Regions from separate parts of the Homo sapiens genome. Here region 1 is linked to region 2. Evidence: chromatin contacts called from ENCODE Hi-C or POLR2A ChIA-PET data. All regions are on one chromosome and are shown on one strand. The core of a region is the stretch at or near the end of the contact, and the rest is flanking DNA. Distances in the headings are between cores, read along the strand shown.

What was found. A loop is a pair of places that touch in the nucleus more often than their neighbours do. ChIA-PET counts read pairs that join two places held with the same protein, here RNA polymerase II (POLR2A). Pooled maps may share reads with other maps.
Region 1: a pooled map shows a loop between it and region 2 (2.0-fold over the local background). The contact joins the enhancer-like site here to the promoter of PEDS1 in region 2. A Hi-C loop is called at or near these places in 5 of 50 pooled maps. POLR2A ChIA-PET finds 5 or more read pairs at or near these places in 3 of 52 experiments (CD8-positive, alpha-beta memory T cell, GM12878 and activated CD4-positive, alpha-beta T cell).

What each region holds. Positions count from the first base shown.
Region 1 is chr20:50,575,381-50,581,278 of GRCh38, reverse strand. It overlaps PTPN1 (protein tyrosine phosphatase non-receptor type 1), which reads right to left. Exons shown (of 10, transcript NM_002827.4): 6 at 2,650-2,859; 7 at 1,950-2,111; 8 at 1,353-1,576; 9 at 1-14. Among named protein-coding and RNA genes, the nearest start is that of MIR645, 7.5 kb to the left of the region's middle. Within about 2 kb of position 3,923, at least 14 of the 41 ENCODE cell types and tissues checked have a DNase peak (open chromatin) inside an H3K27ac peak, as active enhancers do.
Region 2 is chr20:50,150,458-50,156,912 of GRCh38, reverse strand. It overlaps PEDS1 (plasmanylethanolamine desaturase 1), which reads left to right and starts at 3,190. Exons shown (of 6, transcript NM_199129.4): 1 at 3,190-3,396. The coding sequence starts at 3,276. It overlaps PEDS1-UBE2V1 (PEDS1-UBE2V1 readthrough), which reads left to right and starts at 3,190. Exons shown (of 8, transcript NM_199203.3): 1 at 3,190-3,396. The coding sequence starts at 3,276. RefSeq lists a silencer at 2,757-3,436.

The DNA of each region.
Region 1 (5,898 bases), core at 2,674-5,173, 420 kb before region 2:
TGTCTTGACTCATGCTGAGGAATCAGAGGGCAGAGATGGGTTACTCACTTTGGAGAAAATGAATGGCAAGGATGCTGCTATTGTGGCAGGAATTCTAGGAAAAAACAAGCCACGTGTAGACAGAGTTGGATGATGTTAACCTTCCAGCGAGCCAGCCCCCTCTGCTTGGAGGGAGGGCCAGGCCAGGGCCCACATCAGCCTGAAGTCCACTTGTCACCCCCTCCCCCAGGTACTTCAGATAGCACCCACACCCAGGGTAGGGTTCACAAGGTGCCTGGGCGACTGGTCACTGTGAGGATTTATCTGGCTGGAGGACTCACTGGTGTACACACTACTGTATGATTTGCCTTCTCATGTACTGCAATTGCAATGTCTGGCCACATCAGTACACCCAGATCTCATTCTTTAAGAGCTACAGAATATCCCAACACCGGGAGAGAACATAATTGATCAGGTCCCTGGTTATATCATTGGCCTGTCTCTAATTTTTCACTACTACAAACAATGCCACAACAAACACAACTACCTATACACATCTTTACACGCTTGTTTTGAGAGTTGCTGCAAAGTAAATTTCTCCATGTATACAACTGCTGGGTCAAGTATGCACACGTCTTAAAACTTCCCTCCAGAAAGCAGGTACCAAGGGCACAGCCGGCAGTCATCTCCAGCTGGAACTAACACCTGCTCATTCTGCAAACTTTCCGTGCACGGCCACCTACTGCAAGCAGCCTTCCCTGACCACCTCAGCGGACACCTCTATCACATCACTGTCCATGGGCCCCCACCAAAATATGCTTTGGGTCTGCCTTTTTCCCAGCAAGATGGTCTAGAACACAGACCAGGGGACATGTTCTAGTTAACTCAGTACACCACACATATCAATAGGTACTCAATAATGGTTGTTAACCTGCAAGGAAGTAAAATGGGATTTAATCAAGACCACATAAAAAAGGTTACATTCCCCAAAGGACCACTGTGGGGACTGAGGGCACTCAAGCCTGGACATCACATTTCAGGACTGTCCGGAAACCTGGGGGAGGGCGCTGTCGTCAGGGGGGGCAGAAAAACCCTACTCGGTGGCTCCGAGCCCCTCATTCCAACAAGCACCACAAGGTGGCACTAGAAGCCCACAGAAGTGGCTCATGTCCTGCGGCCACCCTGTGCCCAATACCGGACCTCCAGCAGCCAGGAGTGGAGTGGCTGTGGTCCACGCGCCCTGTTCCCCAAGGATGCGGAAGCGCTGCTTGCCAACAGGAGGCTGCATCCACAGGGTTTCAGTACCAGCGTGTGTTTCTAGAACAGAAAGTCATTTCCCCTCACCCCAACAAGCTGGGACCCAATCATATTACCTTTCGATGCCGTAGGGTGCGGCATTTAAGGGGCTTCCTTTTTCTTCCTTGATGGGGCAGTCTTTATCCTCCTGGGTCTCTTCCTTCACCCACTGGTGATTTGGGAAGAACTCCCTGCATTTCCCATTGTGTGGCTCCAGGATTCGTTTGGGTGGCCGGGGAGGTGGGGGGATATGCTCGGGTGGGGGCTCCAGGTCCTCGTGGGAAAGCTCCTTCCACTGATCCTTGAAAGAGCAGCAAGAGGAAGTCCTATTAGTGTTCACTTCGGCTGGTTTGTCAGGAAATCCCTTTGCATGAGCAGAGGTGACGGCTTGGCGAGGGGCTCTCGGCCTCTCAGGGCTGCAGCCATGTACTTGGAAGATGAAATCTTTTGAAAATAAAGTCTCGTCTTCCTATCAATGCTCTCTATGTGAGCACTTCAAAGGCACAAAGTGCAACATGGTGAACATTTTGACAACTTTCTAGCTATTTTAAACATGAAGGGTAGCTATTTCCCCTGACACCAGACGGTGTTTGAACTTTTACAACTGACAGCCTCCTTCAAAGACAAAAAAGTTAAAATGGTCACACCTGGATTCAAACAAAGGCAATGCTGACCTGCACGGAAGAGTCCCCCATGATGAATTTGGCACCTTCGATCACAGCCAGGTAGGAGAAGCGCAGCTGGTCGGCTGTCTGGATCAGCCCCATCCGAAACTTCCTCATTTCTAACAGCACTTTCTTGATATCAACGGAAGAAGGGTCTTTCCTCTTGTCCATCTGAAAGCCAGAGAGGAGATATAAGTCAGCCAGGTCCAATTCTCAAGGGCAACGTTAATAACACCGTTAGATGTCTGTCCCCTCCCAATCTCATGCTGAAATGTGATCCCTAGTGTTGGAGGTGGGGCTGGGTGGGAGGTGTCTGGGTCAGGGGGACAGGTCCCTCATGAAAGGCTTGGTGCCCTCCCTGAGGCAATGCATTCACAAGAGAGCTGGTTAAGAGTCTGGGACCTCCCCCATCTCTTGCTCCTGCTCCCCTTCACCTTCCACCATGACTGGAAGCTCCCTGAGGCCTCCCCAGGAGCCGAGCAGATGCTGGTGCCATGCTTGTACAGCCTGCAGAACCGGGAGCCAGTTAAACCTCTTTTCTTTACAAATTACCGAGTCTCAGGTACGCCTTTATTAGTAACGCAAAAACAGACTAACACAGTGAGTCTCTGTATTTTGGAAGAGGAGCGCTTCAGTTTCTACTTAGGAAAAAACATCACAGCAGAGCAGGTAGAGGAGCTCCCCAGGGCACCCGCGAGGGCCTCCTTACCAGCAAGAGGCAGGTATCAGCCAGACAGAAGGTTCCAGACCTGCCGATGCCTGCACTGCAGTGCACCACAACGGGCCCGTGCTCCGGGCTGAGTGACCCTGACTCTCGGACTTTGAAAAGAAAGTTCAAGAATGAGGCTGGTGATTCAGGGACTCCAAAGTCAGGCCATGTGGTATAGTGGAAATGTAAGATCTCTCGAGTTTCTTGGGTCTGAAAGAGAAAAATACTCATGATGATTCTAAAAGAATCATCTGTACAGAAATCACTAATTCCAAGTACACACAGAGTCACCTTCCACTCTCTACCTCTAAGAGGAACATTCATTCTCAGACTTTCTCCCAGGGTCCACACACCCAGTCAACAAATACCACACCCTGGGGCCAGGCCCTGGGCTTGACACTGAACCTGCAGGGTGCGCCTGCTTAGACTTCATTTCCCTTCGGATTGAAGAGTCCCCTCACCTCTTTTCTCCCTATCACTTCCACTGTCTACATGGTTACAACTGGTTTCTCTCTGTCTCACGAGTCACAATGATGCTGGGCAGCCACCCATAAAATCTTGTCATAAAGCCCTGCAAGGCCTCCCGTGAAAAAGTGAACAAGGAACAGCAGGTGAGGCACTGGCTCTGGGCAACTTTCAGACGGGGGCTTCAAGATGATCTGGAGGTTTCAGAGGATTGTCACTTTAGAGAAAAAAGTAGCAGACTTGGTCTCCAAAGACTGGTGACTCCAAGGTGTGGCTCAACACCCAGCTGAAGAGGCAGTCAATGCGAACGGCATCAGCCCATGAACCGAGTGTGTCCTACGTGCTGGCGCTGCGCTCTCCCACCAGCTGCTCCAGGCAGGCACTCCCATCCATTTTCCGATGAGGAGGTGGATGTTTGGAGGCAGAGAGTCCATGCTGAGAGCCTGCTGCAGACACGTTTGAAAGGTGGACCCCAGCCCTTGTCCCAGAATGTCTCTTCCGTGGCTGGGTCTGCCCCAGAGGAACAGAAGCAATGGCCTGGCGTCTGTTTCCAGCTCTGCTCCTTCCTTGAGGCTTCTGGCGGCTGTGATCAAAAGGCAGCCCTCACTGGGGGGAGTACGCAACATCTTCAATGACCTAAGAGCTCCTAGTAAATGGGAACCAGTCACTTGGTAAGCAAGGCCCTGAGAGGGAAAGGGCTCTGGAAGTGAAAGTCTCCTAACATGGGCCCGGGAAGACAGCCACAGACAGGAACCATACCAGCCTGGAGAGTTTCCCTGTGGCCCAGTGCCAGGGCCACCTGGCGAGCAGCTGATGGCAGAAGGATTCAGGCCAGAGATCTGCTCATGATGCCTTCCTTCACTTGACGAATGTCCACACTATGCCAATCATGTGCCAGTCACTGTGCCAGGGAGGCGGGGGCAAAGACACCACCTCACCCTCACAGAGCTCATGGCATAGTTACTAGGACCTCCCCCAACTCTGCTGGGATGAAAATAATACATATTTAACCCTGCCTCAGCCATTAAATACACTAGTAAATAATATTTAATGTTCATTAAATATTAAATACAGTATCTTGGCACAGAACAAGGAGAAATTTGTGTATGTTAGGATAATTGCTAGACTCACACTAGGCAATTCCATCATTCTTTCCTCTCTAGAAAATGGTATCCATATAACCTTAATGACATTAAAGAAGAAGAAATACCTCTTCTATTTGGTGGGTGGAGGCAGGTGGGGAAGAAAAGGACTTAAAATGTATTTTTAAAAAATTATTATTATTATTTTGAGACAGAGTCTTGCTCTGCCGCCCAGGCTGGAATGCAGTGGCATGATCTCGGCTCAATGCAACCTCCGCCTCCTGGGTTCAAGCAATTCTCTGCCTCAGCCTCCCGAGTAGCTGGGATTACAGGTGCCCGCCACCACGCCCGGCTAATTTTTTTTTTTTTTGTATTTTTAGTAGAGATGGGGTTTCACCATCTTGGCCAGGCTGGTCTTGAACCCCTGGCCTCGTGAACCACCCACCTCAGCCCCTCAAAGTGCTGGGATTACAGGTGTTAGCCACCGTGCCCGGCCGTTAAAATGTATTTTAAAATTGAATAAGAAGCAAGCATGCCAAATGCAAGTTTTCCTTTAATCCTTGAAGGTGTGGGTTACCGCCCACTGACACCCTCCCTCACACCTGCTCACCTCTTTCACAAGGAACTCATTCCAGCCTTGTGCTAGAACAGACAGCTATGGCTGAGAAAAGCCTTTTAAAAACAAAGTCTGTTGGAGCAAACAGATCCTAACATCAAAACCTCTGAGCTGGCTGTATTCACTCTGCCAAGCAAAAAGCGCACAGCTCTTCTGCTCTGTTGAAATTCAGTTTCCCTCAACAAGCAAATAGTTTCCCAGAAGTCACTCTTAATGTCAGGCTTGCAAATGCTAAAAAGCATTCTTTTAAAAGGCTACTGCATAAATCCTCTAGCACATTCCAACACACTGCCCATGTTACTCCTGAGAATCTTCCAGAAAGCACCTCCATCCACCGTACTCAGAACCCTCTGCCCCATCAGGGCTATGGCAGGGCTGGTGACTCCGGCGCGGTCACCACCAGAGGGCAGAAAGCACTCACATCAGCTGCACTGCTACCATCCTCAAGAGCCAGGCAGCCCGAACCCCTTGCCTACGTCCTGGTAACCTGTGCTACATTCTAGATCTTACTTCTACTATTTTTTTTATTTATTTATTTTTGAGACAGGGTCTTGCTCTGTCACCCAGGCTAGAGTGCAGTGGTGCAAGCATAGCTCACTGCAGCCTTGAACTCCCGGGCACAAGCAATCCTCCTGCCTCAGCCTCCTGAGTAGCTGGACTATAGGGGAGCACCACGATGTCTGACTAACTGTTTTTGTTTTTTTGTAGAGACGGGGGTCTCACTATGTTGCCCAAGCTGGTCTTGAACTCCTGGCCTCGAGTGATCCTCCTGGCCTCAGCCTCCCCAAGTGCTGGGATTAAAGACGTGAGCCACCGCACCTGGCTTACATCAACTATGAAATGAATGGCAGGAGCCATGATGATTAAAAAGTAGTACTTGAGAAGGGGAGGCATGGGGTAACCCAGAAGCAGATCCCTCCCCACCCACACAGCCCTGGAGCCCCACTCCACATGGTCTCCCTACGGCTCCACCTTCCCTTCAGATAAAGCCCGTGCTACACACCCATGGTAACTGCTAACCCTTCCCGTATAGGACCTCCCAGAACCCTCGCAAAACCTGAGTTTGACAGAAGAGGAAACGGAGAC
Region 2 (6,455 bases), core at 1,941-4,440:
TGCTGCACTCCAGCCCAGGTGACAGAGTGAGACCCTGTCTCAAAAAAAAAAAAAAAAAAAAAAGGCGGGTGGGGTGGCTCACGCCTGTAATCCCAGCACTTTGGAAGGCTGAGGTGGGCAGATCACGAGGTCAAGAGACCGAGACCATCCTGGCCAACACGGTGAAACCCGGTCTCTACTAAAAATACAAAAATTAGCTGGGTGTGGTGGCGCGTGCCTGTAGTCCCAGCTACTCAGGATGCTGAGGCAGGAGGATCGCTTGAACCCGGGGGGCAGAGGTTGCAGTGAGACGAGATTGTGCCACTGCACTCCAGCCTGGCGACAGAGTGAGACTCCGTCTCAAAAAAAAAAAAAAGTCGGCCGGGCGCGGTGGCTCACGCCTGTAATCCCAGCACTTTGGGAGGCCGAGGCGGGTGGATCATGAGGTCAGGAGATCGAGACCATCCTGGCTAACAAGGTGAAACCCCGTCTCTACTAAAAATACAAAAAATTAGCCGGGCGCGGTGGCGGGCGCCTGTAGTCCCAGCTACTCGGGAGGCTGAGGCAGGAGAATGGCGTGAACCCGGGAAGCGGAGCTTGCAGTGAGCCGAGATTGCGCCACTGCAGTCCGCAGTCCGGCCTGGGCGACAGAGCGAGACTCCGTCTCAAAAAAAAAAAAAAAAAAAAAAAAAAGTCAGATCATGTCATTCCTCTACTCAAAACCCCACAGGGAAGGGACTTCCCAGCTCATTTTAAGTAACTGTCTCCCCCATATCCTTTAGGTCTTGGATCCAATGTCACCTTCTTAAACAGGACTTCCCTAACCTTCACCCCCACCTCCCAAGAAAGCAGGGATTCTGTCACATTCCCTGCTGTTTCCCTGGGACAGGTTGGTGTTTAATAAACATGTTCAGTGAATGAATGAAGGAATGAGTTATCTCAGGCAGTCTGTCCATCAACCATCTGGTGCTGGCCACTGTGAGGGTCTCTGGACAGCAGCAGTAACCAGCCACCCTACCCTGTTTGGAGGCTGTGGGATACGAGCAGAGAGCTTTAGAAGGTATTTACCTGAAATCTGACATCCAGCCCCCACCAAAGCCACCAACCGCGCCCCCCCCCCCCCGTCCGCCGCCCCCCACCCAAGCCTTAAGCTCCTGGGTTAAAAAATCCAACTGTTGGATTAACTGTGCTGTTAATACTGATGCAAAACCAGCCAGCTTCACCGGAATTCACCAGGACTTGGGTTGCAACCCATCCCTGCCACTGGAAGGTGGCTTTTCCTTCCTGGGAGCAGGTGTGGGAAAGAAACGGAGGGAGCATAGGCCTGGGTGGGGACAGTGGCTGTCTATGGTAGGAACACTCAGGAAACAGCCCTGGGGTGACTGGTAGTGCAGGAATCCAGGACTTAAACCCTCAGAGAACCTGGATTCTGGAAGGGGATCTTACCTTCCCTCTCTGCTCCCCCAGCACCTTTCAGGACCTTCCACAGCCTCTAGGGAGGCTCCTATGTGATCTCACTGTATGGATTTTTTTTTTTTTTGAGACCAAGTCTCACTCTTGTCACCCAGGTTGGAGTGCAGTGGCGCCATCTCGGCTCACTGCAACCTCCACCTCCCAGGTTCAAGTGATTCTCCTGCCTCAGCCTTCCAAGTATCTGGGATAAGTAGCTTGCCTAATTTTTGTATTTTTAGTAGAGACAAGGTTTTACCATGTTGTCCAGGCTGGTCTCAAACTCCTGGCCTTAGGTGATCCACTGGCCTCGGCCTCCCAAAGTGCTGGGATTACAGGCCTGAGCCACCGCGTCCAGCCTGTATGGAATTTTTTTTTTTTTTTTTTGAGACGGAGTCTCCCTCTGTCGCCCAGGCTGGAGTGCAGTGGCGCGATCTCGGCTCACTGCAAGCTCCGCCTCCCGGGTTCACGCCATTCTCCTGTCTCAGCCTCCCGAGTAGCTGGGACTACAGGCGCCCGCCACCGCGCCCAGCTAATTTTTTGTATTTTTAGTAGAGACGGGGTTTCACCGTGTTAGCCAGGATGGTCTCGATCTCCTGACCTCATGATCCGCCCGCCTTGGCCTCCCAAAGTGCTGGGATTACCGGCGTGAGCCACCGCGCCCGGCTGCCTGTATGGAATTTCTATGAGAAATTATTGCATACTTTGTTGTCGGTTAGACCTGGGGTAAATCCCTGCTGCTGTCATTTATCTGCCGAAGTATTAGACGCATCTGGCTGAGCCTTAATTCATTCATCAAGCATTTATTGAGCTTCTACCATGTTCCAGCCCCGATCCTGGCACGGGGGCCCTGCTGTAAACAAAGCTGTTCTCTGCCCTCAGGAGCTTGCTCTCTGATAGGAGAGACAGGGACTGCAAGCTCAATCCCCACCAGAAGCGCTGTGAAGACAAAACAGGGTGATGTCACAGTGACTGGAGGAGGGGGCACCTTTGAGCAGGGTGGTGGTGGTGGGGCTCTCTGAGGAGGCAATACCATTGGTGTTTAAGAGTCAAATAAATGTTGCTCGTCTAGCTCTTGGTCCAGCACCTGACAGATATTAAGCGCTCAGCAAATCTCATAGTGACCCTAGTTGTCATTTTCATTAGTTTACTGTCCTCGCCACCGGGAGAACATGAGCTGGGGAGGATGCGGGGCAGGCTCGACGTTTCTCCTCTTTGGGCGCACAGCACAGAGCTGGCACACAGCTGATGAACACATGGCACCCGAAACCTCTGCACACAGTAGGGCTTGATAAACCAGCCCACTCTCCATCGGCCTCGCTAGGGAGCATCGTACAGAGCACCCGCCAAATGCTTCCTGGCCTCGGCCCCAGCCCGGCGCCCTGCCCTCGCGTTCCTTGCACACAGTGGGCGCTTAACGCTGCCGGCTCAAGAAATGCCCATTTCTGGGCCCTGCCTCGGCCCATTGCATGGGCCCGTGAACCGAAGCCTAGCTGGGCGGCGACGCGCCGCGAGCTCCCAGTGGGCTGGAGCCGGGAGCCCTGCCGGGGCTGAGCTGGGAAGGCGGGCACGCGCCTCCGCCCCAAGCTTCCGCGCCCAGCTGCGTCCAGCTGCGTCCCAGCCTCCGGCTCGCGGCGGTTGGCTGCGGCTCAGCGACGTCCGATTGGCCTGCGCGGCTCCGGCGCGAGCCCCGATTGGCTGTGACGCGCGGCCGGGCGAGGACCCCGCCCGCGCCGCCGCCGCGCCCGGCGCTGGGCGGTCATTGGGCGGCGTGATCTCGCCGCGGTTCCGCGGCCCTGCCGCCGCCGCCGCCAGCAGAGCGCACCGGGCCGATCGGGCGAGTGGCCATGGCGGGCGCCGAGAACTGGCCGGGCCAGCAGCTGGAGCTGGACGAGGACGAGGCGTCTTGTTGCCGCTGGGGCGCGCAGCACGCCGGGGCCCGCGAGCTGGCTGCGCTCTACTCGCCAGGTAAGACCTCTGGGCCCCCCTCCAGGCCTGCGGTCACCAGCCCCGGCTGCGGACAGCGACCCCAGACTGGAGTCCCAACCTCGGGCCCAGATGCGGAACTCCAGCCCGGGTGTCTAACTTGCAAATAGCAAGTTCGGGGACCCCACCCCAGTGTCCCTTCCGAACCCAAGCCAGAACCTTGGCCCCGGGGTTTCCTGGCTGCAGAGACACTCCCCAGATCAAGAAATTACCATGAGCTCCCTGGGCGACAAACGGAGCTCCCATCGGACCCGCAGATACGGAATCCTAGCCCCGGGGCATTCTCGGTTGTGAAGAGTGCTCCTAGACTTAGAACCCCACCCCCTCATCCCCCCAGGACCCGGTCCAAGCCCAAAGCTGCCCTTCAGCTGTAAGCACTGCCCTCAGGCCCCTAAAAGTCACACCTCATCCTGGGTTCCCCAGATCTGGAATCTACATCCTAGTACCTCCTCTGTGCCCTAGCCCAGGCCCTGGGCTGCAAACAATGACCTCACCTCCCTAACCTGGGAATGTCAGCCCCTCTGCCCAGGGAACCCTAACTCAGGGGCTTCCAGCTGCACGGTACCCCCCACACCCTTCCCCCAAAACCCCATCCTAGTGATAGCTTCAGTGGCTACAGACCGATATCCTCTCCCCAACCCTCCAGTGGTGAGCATCAGTCCTTGCCCCATATTCCTGGATCCCAGGCAGTGAGGGGACTGAATGTACCCCACTGTAAGCTCCCCTGTACATAAGCCCCAACTCTAGCTCTTGCCCCTCCCTCACATCCATGTATTGGCCCCTTCCTTAGGACTTGGGACTGGAACCCCCATATTCCCCAGACCAGATCATAAGTTGGAGTTCACCTCTCCCTCTCTGTCCCTTTCCCTCAGGCCACGGTTTCTCCCTAGCTTCTTCCTGCTTTGCTCACTGTATATGCTCCAGCAAGCACCCCCCCTACACCCACTTTTGTGACTCCTACGTGAGCCCTAGGAATTTTACTGTTTGGCCTCAGGAGGGCCCTATATCCCCAGGAGTTAAGGAAGTGCCTTTGAGAACTCCTGGTTCAGGTGACTGGGAGGCACCTCTACCTGGGTGTCACCATGGAATGAAGCTTTGTTTGTCAAATATCCTGACATCCTTCCTTTTTCTGTGGGGCAGCCACCAAGCACCACATGCAGCCCTTGCCTGGAGTGGGCCTGGGGTCACTAGCACCTTAGCTTTCTGCCCTCACTGGCCTGGGTTCCATGCCGTCTCTTCCTTAAAAGGCGGCATGGCCACGGACCATTTGCATTTCCTCACTGGGTCCTAGACCACTCCATTCTCTGTATGTGATTTTTCACACCTGACTTGGGCACCTGGTCCATGCCGCTATGGTTTCTTCAGGCCTATACCCAAGACACCCAGCCTATGGACTTAAAACCTCCTGCTCTCCTGGGGGTAGGCCAGGGTTAACATCCTGACTCTGTTATTCAGCTGTATGACCTGGTCCAAGCCACTTTCCGTCTCTGTTTCCCCTTGGTTTCCTTGCAAGTTAAAGTTTATCTGCCCCTTCGTGTTAGGAAGTGGAAATGAGATCGTCCACTGGCATTCAGTAGGCACTCCCTGTTGTTGTGTGGGTTTTTTTGTTGTTTTTTGTTTTGTTTTGTTTTATTTGTTTTGAGATGGAGTCTCACTCTGTTGCCCAGGCTGGAGTGCAGTGGCGTGATCTCGGCTCACTGCAAGCTCCTCCTCCCGGGTTCACGCCATTCTCCTGCCTCAGCCTCCTGAGTAGCTGGGACTACAGGCGCCCGCCACCATGCCCGGCTAATTTTCTGTATTTTCAGTAGAGATGGGGTTTCACTGTGTTAGCCAGGGTGGTCTCGATCTCTTGACCTTGTGATCCGCCCACCTCGGCCTCCCACAGTGCTGGGATTACAGGCGTGAGCCACTGTGCCTGGCGCCTCCCTGTTGTTAACAGTAGTCTGACCTTTGCTGTGGGGGATCCGCCTCACCTCTCTGGTCCTCAAACTCCCCACCTGGGAATTGGGGATAAGGATTCAAGGGCCTCCCTCTTTAGTGTCCAGCTCTGCCTGCTCCTGTGAACCCTACCTACTTTCAGACAGCCCAAATCATTCCCAGGCATTCTGAGCCTCCCCAGGGATTGCTGTTTCCCCACTCCACCACGATCAATTGCATATTTGTCCATTTCTGGTTTCCCCAAGTGCCCTTCACTCTCTGAAGAACAGCCATGCCTGAATCAGAGTCTGCAGACAGCCTGGTGCCCCAAATCTGCAATCAAGGCCCTTTATCTCCTCCAGACCTGGAGGTAGGGGAGGAGACTTGCCAAACTGGTTTCTCCAACTTCCTTTCCACTGGCCTCTCTGCTTCTATCTGCTCACTGTGTGATCTTGGGGAAGTATTTGACCTCTCTGGGCCTGAAAAAGTGAGAGACCAGGCTCAGTGCATATTGAACACCTATGTTCTAGTCCATGTTCTAGGCTCTGGGGGCAGAATGGTGAACAAGACAGAAAAAAATGGAGCTGGCCGGGCGCGGTGGCTCACACCCGTAATCCTAGCACTTTGGGAGGCCGAGGTGGGTGGATCACTTGAGGTCAGGAGTTCGAGACCAGCCTGGCCAACATGGCGAAACCCCGACTCTACTAAAAATACAGAAATTAGCTGGGCATGGTGGCAGGCCCCTGTAATCCCACCTACTCAGGAGGCTGAGGCAGGATAATCTCTTGAACCCAGGAGGCGGAGGTTGTTGCAGTGAGCCAATACCACACCACTGCATTCCAGCCTGGATGACAGAGCGAGACTCTGTCTCAAAAAAAAAGAAAAAGAAAAAAACGGAGCTGGCATTTTAGTAAATAGCCGGGCCATAAACTTGACAAATAACTGTCTCACGTGCCCAGTGGTGGCAAGCGCTGTGGAGCAAATACATAGCAGGAGAGGGGGATCTGAAATGTTGGGGACAGGAATGACATTTTAGGGAGGGGGCAGTGAAGGCTTCCCTGAGCAGGTGACATTCGAAGTGAGGCCTGAAGGGAGGAAGGACTGGAGGGAGGGAGCCTTGAGGA